2 separate regions of the Homo sapiens genome follow, and region 1 is linked to region 2. A link is a loop called in an ENCODE intact Hi-C map of the cell type or tissue named here. Cell type or tissue: HepG2. All regions are shown on one strand.

Region 1 (5,000 bases), 49 kb after region 2:
GAAAAATTTCATTCAATAAGTACTTATTGAATGCACACATTTTACATGTTATGTCATGAATTTTAAAGTCAAATCTATGCATCTATAGTCATTTAGCATATGAACTTTAAGTATCCATTCAAAATTGATGAAATAGGAAACAGAAAAACAGTAAAACCGATATATAAATTAAAATCTGCTACTTGGATACATTTCTAAAATAGAAAATGATTTAATAAAAATGAAAGAGCATAAATACACAAAATAAGAAATGACAAAGGCCAAATAACCATATAAATCAATTTTAGTTTTGAAAACTGTATTATGAAACTATACTCAAATACATTTTAAAACTTGAGTGAAATGGAAAATTTTCTAGTGATTACAATGTAACACAACTAACAGAAGAAAAAAGAAATGTAAAACTGTAAACAAGCCAATTACCATCAAAAAAGAAAACAGAAAGAAAGATAAAAGAGCTACTCCATAAAGAGCACCAGACTCAGATGTTTCTGGGGAGAGTTCTACGCAATATTTTTAGATCACACAATTCTAGTGTTATTTAAACTGTTTCAGAGCATATATAAAAGAGAGAAAAAAACAAATTCAATTTAAAGATGCTGGGCTAATACTGATACCTTAAGTTACAAAGTTCACACAAGAATAAAAAAACTGCAAACTAATATCACTTATGATTATCAATGCAAAAATTATACATAATGTATTGGCAAATGTCATCCAGTAGCACACTGAAAGGAAAACACAGGATGACCAAGTAAGTTTATTCCAGGAATGCAAAAATTGTTCAATATCACGAAATCCTAATAGCTCAAAGGAGAGAAAATCATACAATTATCTCCACAGATATAGAAAATGCATTTAGCATAGTTTAGCAGCAATTCTCAATTTTAAAAAAGAAGAAAATAGTTAATAAAACAGGACTCAGTGGATGCTTTTTTAATATGATCTTACCCTTGATGGAAGAACATTAGATGAATTTTTACATAAGGTTCTCTGCTTACTATTACCATTGCTGTTTAATATTTCAAGGGATTAGATAGGTGATTAGATATGCATTGTAAAAAACACCTACCAACACCAAGGAGGACAATGAGCTGGACACAGGACAGAGAATTCTATATGCCAAAAGGAGAGTTAGAAGGCCATTGCAATAACCCAGGTATAAAAGCACAAGTGCCTGAACTAATGTAGTGAAAATTGGAATAGAGAGCCACAAGCTTTAAAATTATACATGGTCAATTCAGTAAAACTTAATTGTTGATGGAATAAAAGAGATTAGTCCCAGATACTTGGGCTAGTTGACACATCATACAGTTACTGACTAAGATAGAGAACACAGGAGGATATTTGTATGAGAAAATTCCTTCAATCTTTAAAAACTTGAGTTAGAAGAAATAGTGAAAATCAATGAGGGACCATCTACTACATAGTTGGATATTCGGGTTTGGGAAAAAATTCAACACAAGAACTCTTGATTTCTCTATCATGTTTCTATCTAACCCTCACAACAAGTTCATGAGATCAGTATTATTATCCTAACTTTACAAATAAGCAACAAATCAATAAATTACAGGAAAAAAAAAGAAGACCTGGGGTTTTAAAACTCTGTCTCAGTATACTGCCTCTAAGACAGAAGTATGATATAGAAAGAAACTAACAAAGATGATGTCTAATCATATACAGAAGGAAACAAGAGAAAAGAACATCAATGAAAATAAAAACAGGGACTCAAGGGTTGATATATCAATCACACTAACTTATAGTTGCATGTGTACATGAAATGTTCGTGAAGTACTTTTACATGTATTACAAAAATCTCAGGTATCATCATTTCTCCCTTACAGCATTAGAAAACTTTAGGGCATACTAGTAAGTCACACTCCCGACAAACTCTACTGCCATTATGTTAAGATTTATTTTTGACACCCTTTCTGATGTTCTTTCTACTTCTACTAAGGTATGGTACCACTACATAGCAGTATATGGACTAAGCACTATTAAAATCTTACTAAAAATAACTCAAAATTTTGACAAAAGAAACTAAGTGACTCCCATTAGTTAGATTATTGAGATATTACTGAATAAGACTTATCATGAAGATGACAATAATTATTTTCAAAACTTTGATAGAGAAGTAATTGCTCTGAAGTGAGTCAGGCAAAACATATAACCATATTGGATGTGGACTTGTTTCTGCTGATTCACTGTGAGAAACAACATAGTCAGAATTTAACTAGAGCAACCTTGAAGCACTACTTAGGAAACTTAGGTGGTTTGAGGGCACACGTAGTATTTCTCCTTCTGCTTCTATTAAAGATCATGATTTTGGAAATAAAAACTCAACAGTGGCTACATAGATATGATACAAGAATAAAACTTATTGATTCATAAGCCTTACTGTGCCAATCTAGTGGAGAGCATTTAGATGAGAAAGAAGAAAGAAAGAAAGAAAGAAAGAAAGAAAGAAAGAAAGAAAGAAAGAAAGAAAGAAAGAAGAAAAGAAAGAAGGAAAGAAAGAAAGAAAGAAATAATGTTATTACAGATTCAGATTTCCACGTAGAAAACAGGAATGAATCATCCCTAACACAGGTGACAAATTCAGCACAGGCAAGAGATGGTAGTGATAAGGAGTTTCGATTATCTGAATATCTGCTAGAACTCAAATCTTGCTTTTGAAAAAACTGCCTTAGATATATTCTAGTCTTCTCTCCCTCTTTTATTTTTATTTTTTGGTCATCACTTCTTCCCTTTCTGATAATATCCTCATGCTTCCCTTTCTGATAATATCCTCATGCACAAGCCTGAAGAAACATATTTAACTGCTATTTTAACATGTTATTTTGGACTAGTTTGTAATATGAGCAGGATAGAAATTTAAATAGGAAATTACCTCTTCTAATAGCAGAAGAAATACTAGACATAGTCAAACAGCAAATTTAAAATGTATTGAGAAAGGAGAGAAAAATATTATGATCTCAAAGTTTTTAACACAAATGATACAGAAGTGACATAAAATCTGAAGATAGCTCTCAAAAGACTAAAGCCAAGACCATGCTGAAATTGTGGAAAACCTAAAAACAAGTGAGACATTTTAATCTAATTTCAGGGAAGCAATGAACAAGCAATGCCTATTTCTCTGCTAGAGGTAGATAATGAAAAGTTAATGGATGATAAAGAGATGGCAGAATGATCCATTAAGCATATTCATTTTCATTTTCTCCAAGAAGTACAATCTTTATGAATATGTTACCCTAAAGCTTGCCTGAGCTGTTCAGATATCACCACAAATTCTAAACAATCCTGGAGGGTCAATGGGGCAAGATACTCTCCAATGAAGAGCAAGTACTAAACATTCCATTTAATTCATAAATATTTCAGTGTATGTCTAAAAGAAAAGGATTCTTTTTATTTAAAAAATTATCACTCTTTTAAACATTAACAATTATTTTATATGAAAAACAGTATGGAGATTTCTCAAAGAACTAAAAGTAGATCTACCATTCAATTCAACATCCCACTACCGGGTATCTACCCAAAGGAAAAGAATTCACTATATCAAAAAGATACCTGCGAGGAGGAGCCAAGATGGCCGAATAGGAACAGTTCCGGTCTACAGCTTCCAGCGTGGGCGACGCAGAAGACGGTGATTTCTGCATTTCCATCTGAGGTACGGGGTTCATCTCACTAGGGAGTGCCAGACAGTGGGCGCAGGTCAGTGGGTGCGCGCACCATGCGCGAGCCGAAGCAGGGTGAGGCATTGCCTCACTTGGGAAGCGCAAGGGGTCAGGGAGTTCCCTTTCTGAGTCAAAGAAAGGGGTGACGGATGGCACCTGGAAAATCGGGTCACTCCCACCCGAATACTGCGCTTTTCCGACTGGCTTAAAAAATGGCGCTCCACGAGATTATATCCCACACCTGGCTCGGAGGGTCCTACGCCCACAGAGTCTCGTTGATTGCTAGCACAGCAGTCTGAGATCAAACTGCAAGGCGGCAGCGAGGCTGGGGGAGGGGCACCCGCCATTGCCCAGGCTTGATTAGGTAAACAAAGCAGCCGGGAAGCTCGAACTGGGTGGAGCCCACCACAGCTCAAGGAGGCCTGCTTGCCTCTGTAGGCTCCACCTCTGGGGGCAGGGCACAGACAAACAAAAAGACAGCAGTAACCTCTGCAGACTTAAATATCCCTGTCTGACAGCTTTGAAGAGAGCAGTGGCTCTCCCAGCACGCAGCTGGAGATCTGAGAATAGGCAGACTGCCTCCTCAAGTGGGTCCCTGACCCCTGACCCCCGAGCAGCCTAAATGGGAGGCACCCCCCAGCAGGGACAAACTGACACCTCACACAGCAGGGTATTCCAACAGACCTGCAGCTGAGGGTCCTCTCTGTTAGAAGGAAAACTAACAAACAGAAAGGACATCCACACCAAAAACCCATCTGTACATTACCATCATCAAAGACCAAAAGTAGATAAAACCACAAAGATGGGGAAAAAACAGAACAGAAAAACTGGAAACTCTAAAAAGCAGAGCACCCCTCCTCCTCCAAAGGAACGCAGTTCCTCACCAGCAATGGAACAAAGCTGGATGGAGAATGACTTTGACGAGCTGAGAGAAGGCTTCAGACGATCAAATTACTCTGAGCTACGGGAGGACATTCAAACCAAAGGCAAAGAAGTTGAAAACATTGAAAAAAATTTAGAAGAATGTATAACTAGAATAACCAATACAGAGAAGTGTTTAAGGAGCTGATGGAGCTGAAAACCAAGGTGCGAGAACTACGTGAAGAATGCAGAAGCCTCAGGAGCCGATGCGATCAACTGGAAGAAAGGGTATCAGCAATGGAAGATGAAATGAATGAAATGAAGCGAGAAGGGAAGTTTAGAGAAAAAAGAATAAAAAGAAATAAGCAAAGCCTCCAAGAAATACGGGACTATGTGAAAAGACCAAATATACGTCTGATTGGTTTACCTGAAAGTGATGGGGAGAATGGAATCAAGTTGGAAAAC
Region 2 (5,000 bases):
GCAAAAAATAGCAGCAAAAGAAAATCTTTCTCTGTTTTCTCAACAGTATTTTTCTCTGAAAAATAAAATCATCTTATAGTCAATTAGAAAACAATTAGACACTTGAAGTATATCAACTTGACACCCAAAAATTCAAATTGATTTCTGTATCTCATTCAGTTTTAACATCTAAATGTATAATAGCTGGTCTTATTTTCAAAGCATGTTCTCAATCCCCAGAGTCAGCTTTCTCAAGCTCACAATTTTCATATTTTTATTGGTGACTGTATTATCTCATCCTGATCTTTATATTACCTTCACTATAAAAACTGTTACTGCCAAAATGTCAAAAAATATCTGTAAAGTTGTGATTCAAGGGAATCTGAGAAACCATTTTTCAGGTTAGTCCTCAAAAGTAAATTCAACAGTGTAAGCAAGAATCAGCCATGTAGATTCTAACACCTAACCCAAGCCCTATGCCCTAACTCCTAACCTATTCTATATAACCTGCACTGCTCAACAGGGAGCTCCAGTATCCTGCGCTGGAGATGGTGCCTGGCAGGACGTGCTGATCCCACCTTCACAGGCCTGTGCAGTGCACATGCGTGTTCTGCAACTTCCAGGGTGGAAGTGAGAAATGAGGCAAGAGGCAGGGGTCTGTGCTGCTGCTGAAGAGGAGCTTGGCTGCGAAGCTCCCCGTTTCCCATAAATAGTGAGAAAAAAACTTCATCCTCTGGAACTGTTCCAAGGCATCTTTTTTTTTTTTTTTTTTTTTTTTTAATGTGTCAGTGTTGGCAGGGGGCAGACATGGAGATAACCAGAGAACAGAGAAGATTCCGGCCAAGATAAATGACTAGGAGCAACTAGTGTGGGCCGCTCTCACAGAGAGAAGAGTGTTGAGTAAATACTAGCTCTTCAACTGGATCTTCCAGGAGGACGCACTGGGAATCATCAAGGAAGCAACACGACCTATGTAGAACAGAGAAGAGTGAGACACGACAGCCACCCACCCAGGAGTGGCGCAGAGCCATGGGAGACTCCCACTGCGAAGAAACAGTGAGCTAGTGAGAGTTCCTAGGGACCCACATTTCTGCCACGGAACTTTGCAACCCTGAAATCAAGAGATTCCCCCATGACTCTCCCCCAGCCGGGGCCTCCAGACTGAAAAAGACAGCCATGTGGAGTCTGGGCACAGTCACAGTTCAGGCACATGAGAAGTACGGGACTCTTTGATCCCTGGGCATCCCAGCACCAGCAGCTGCAGCTCCTGCAACATCGGAGGCCAGGATCCCTAGCATGCCCCCAGGATAGGGGCCGAATCCGTGGACTGAGCAGTGGATGAACAGCAGGCCTCACCTCTACTGCACCTCTCTGGACACGGCCCACTGGCCTGGGACCGTAATGCAGCCACCCCAACCACTCCTGAGCTCTCCATCGGGGAACAGCTCTGCACTTCCCTGAGACGCAGCTACCAGAGGCAGCAGACAGGCTCTCATGTTTGCTGCTACACAGTCCTCTCTCCTGTTACCCTCGGACTCCAGAGGAAAAGCAGTGATTAGAATCTAACATGGACCCTCAGCATAGTTCCGTTGCCTTACAGAAAAGCGGCCAGTCTGTTTCGATGCAGGTCCGTGCCTCAGCTGCTCCTCACCGTGGAGGGCCTCTCCACCTGGGCCCCCAGCACAACCACTCTGCCCCAGCCTGAATACTTCAGTCAGTGGCAGCTTTGCATTTCTCCAGGGAGGAAACTCCAGAGACAACCCAAAGTCCCTCTGCCATTGCAGCTTCAGTGGTACTGCCCTTGCTGCTCTCGGTCTGGGAGAGGAAGAAAGGGTGTGGTCGCTATGCTGGCACCCCAGCACATGGCAGCCATCATGCAGAAAGGAGCCCAGACTTTCTTCCCTGTGAACCGCCACCCCGGACTCTTTACCAGGCAGGGCCCCAAGCTCATGACTGCAGAGCAGCTGCCCCACCCCCAGCTGAACATTCCCACTGGCAGCGGCTCTGTTTCTCTGGGGTGGAGCTTCCAGAGGCAAACAACAGCCGCTCTGTCACTGCCACTGAAGTGATTCTGACCTTGCTGCCACCCGACTAAGAGCCTAGGAACTTTACTTGCAATTCCAGCACACCAATGTTGATACAGGAGTAGATAAAAATGATTTAGACAGATAGTGAGGGCAAATAGTCCCAGACAGAACTTCGCTTCTCACAAAAAGCAGCCCAAGAAATCACTTCTTTTCTAACAAACAGCAACTGGAAGATTGGGCTGCAAACATAGATAAGGAAGCTGGAAGCTTGCATGAGGGGATGCTGGCCGTTGCACAGATAGAAAGGGCTACAAAGGACCAGGCACGTCCACCATGGGGGTTCCACCTCCCCTTTTTAGCAGATGCACAGTAAGAAAGAAATAAGCAACATGGAATAGCTCAAGCTGAGGAACTGCCTGCATAATAAAACATTGGGGTGGGGGGCTACCAGAGATTTGTACCCTAAGTAGATAGCACACCTGGTCCTAACTGGTTTTTCATGCTCTATGCTGATCAGATACCACCTCCCCACTAGCTCGTCTATAAAAACCCCTGCATTTCACTGCAGTACAGCAACCCTTTTTCTGGGATCCCTCTCTGTAGCAGAGAGCTGTTCTCTTTCTTTTTCCTATTAAATTTCTATTCTCAACCTCATCCTTGGTGTGTCACATCCTTGATTTCCTTGGCCATGAGACCAAAAGCTCTGGGTGTCACCCCAAACAATGAGGCCACTTCACTGTTGTCATATGGAAAGGAGCCCAGTCTCTCCTCTCTGTGATCCTTCCACCCCCCCCCCCCCCCCCCGCCACTCTTCGCCAATCAGGGCCCCCCAGCTCAAGCCAGCAGTGCAGCCACTCCTGCACTGCTGAACATTTCCAGTGGCTGGACATGGAAATGGCTGAACATTTCCATTAACAGTGGCTCTGCATTTCTCTGAGATAGAGCTCCCAGAGGCAACTGAAAGTCCCTCTGCACCTGCCACTGCAGTGGTACTGCCCTTAGAATGGGGAAGGAACAAAGATCCTGAAGGCTTTACCCACAACTCCAGCAAGCTGCAGTCTCCCTAAGGAAAAGAGACCACTCTATCTCCCTTGTGAGCTCCCCACCCCCAATTCATCACCAGGCAGGGCCCCACAGCTTGGGCTCACAACACAGCTGCCCCACCCCAGGCCAGTCACACCAATTGGCAGCGGCTCTGCTTTTCTTTTGAGTGGAGCCCCAAGAAACAAATGAAAGCCCCTCTGCCTCTGCCACAGCCACTTCCAAGGCCCCTTGCCCTGCTGCCTCCAAGTTGGGGAAGGAACATAAAGCCTGAGCTCACTCCAGGGCTGTGGTATACCAAGCCAAGATCTACAGCCAGCACTGAAGGAGGAGAGGAGCCCACAACTTCAAAGCACTGAGTGGGAGCACAGCCGCAATCATGAGGAAACACAGAGGAGCCACGTGGCCAAGCAAGAGCCTAGCTATTGGCCATTATGCTTAAACACCATCTACTGGATCAAAGCCCAAAATTCAACACCAAAAATACTTTGCTAATATGCCCTCCTGTGAAACCAAGGACAAGAAGTCAGCTACAAATAAAGACCCTACACAAAGCCTTGGCCCTCTGAAAACATCCAGAAAAGAAATCAAATAAAAGTGTACTCAAATTACATCACAGTTAAAGGAACATTAGCCCACATAGTGAGAAAGAACCAGCTCAAGAACTCTGGCAACTCAAAAAGCCAGAGTATCTTAGTAAGGCTGAAATAGCTAAGATGACAGACATACAATTCACAATTTTTTGAATAGGAATGAAGATCATCAAGATTCCAGGGAAAGTTGAAGTCCGAGGAATCTAAGTATTACAATGAAATGATGCAGAAGCTGAAACAATAAATGGCCATTAAAAGAAGGAACAAAACTGATCTGATACAGCTAAAAAACATACTACAAGAATTTCATAATGCAATCACAAGTAGACCACAGCAGAATAGACCAAGCTAAGGAAAGAATCTCAAAGCTCAAGACTGGTTATCCAAACTAATTCAGTGAGAAAGAAATAAAGAAAAAAGTATAAAACAGAATGAACAAAACCTCCGAGAAATATGAAATTATGTAAAGAGACCAAATCTATGATTCATTGGTATCCTTGAAATACAGGGAGAGAAAACAAGCAACTTGGAAGACATATTTGTGGATAATGTTCACAAAAGTTTCCCCAGCCTTGCTAGAGAGGCCAACATTCAAATTCAGGAGATGCAGAAAACTCCTACAAGATCCTATACAAGATAACTATCCCCAAGACACATAGTCTTCAGATTCTCCAAGGTCAATGTGCAAGAAAACATAGTAAAGGCAACTAGAGAGAAGGGGCAGGTCACCTACAAAAGGAACCTCATCAGGTTAACATGAGCCTTTCAGTAGGAAACCTACAAGGCAGAAGAGATTCAGGGCCTATATTCAGCATTCTTAAAGAAAAGAATACCAACAACAATCAAAAAAGATAAAGAAGGCCATTACATAATGGTAAAGTATTCAATTCAACAAGAAGATCAACCATACTAAATGTATATGCATTCAAGACTGGGGCACTCAGATCCAAAAACCAAGTTCTTAGAGAACTATGAAGACACCTAGATAACCACATAATAGTAGTGAGAGACTTCAACACCCCACTGACTGTAGTAGACAGATCATTGAGGCAGAAAACTAACAAAGATATGATATGCACGACCCAACTCAACACAACCAAATGGGCCTAAAGACATCTACAGAACACTCCAGCCAAAAGCAACAGAATACACATCATTCTCATTTGCACATGGTACATACTCTAAAATTGACCACACAATTGGCCATGAAACAATCCTCAGCAAACTTTTAAAAAATTGAAATTATACCAAACACACTCTTAGACCACAGTGCAATAAAAATATAAATACTTTAAAATCATTTAAAACTATACAGTTATGTGGAAAGTAAAGAACCTGCTCCTGAACAACTTTTGGGTAA

The links. Hi-C counts contacts between places; a loop is a spot of excess contacts. Peaks named below come from ENCODE experiments on the same cell type or tissue, not always from the same donor. Only the 100,000 strongest peaks of a DNase experiment are listed, where the experiment ranks them.
Region 1: it touches region 2 in a loop (2.7-fold over the local background); 1 of 110 quality-filtered maps calls a loop at or near these places.

What each region holds. Positions count from the first base shown.
Region 1 is chr4:103,254,862-103,259,861 of GRCh38, reverse strand. No RefSeq gene overlaps it. Among named protein-coding and RNA genes, the nearest start is that of CENPE, 59 kb to the right of the region's middle. RefSeq lists an enhancer at 3,188-4,387. In HepG2, no CTCF peak of the experiment used is centred here; no DNase peak of the experiment used is centred here; H3K4me3 peaks cover 2,556 bases.
Region 2 is chr4:103,303,980-103,308,979 of GRCh38, reverse strand. No RefSeq gene overlaps it. Among named protein-coding and RNA genes, the nearest start is that of CENPE, 110 kb to the right of the region's middle. RefSeq lists an enhancer at 1,595-2,112. In HepG2, no CTCF peak of the experiment used is centred here; a DNase peak (open chromatin) is centred at 2,009; H3K4me3 peaks cover 1,565 bases.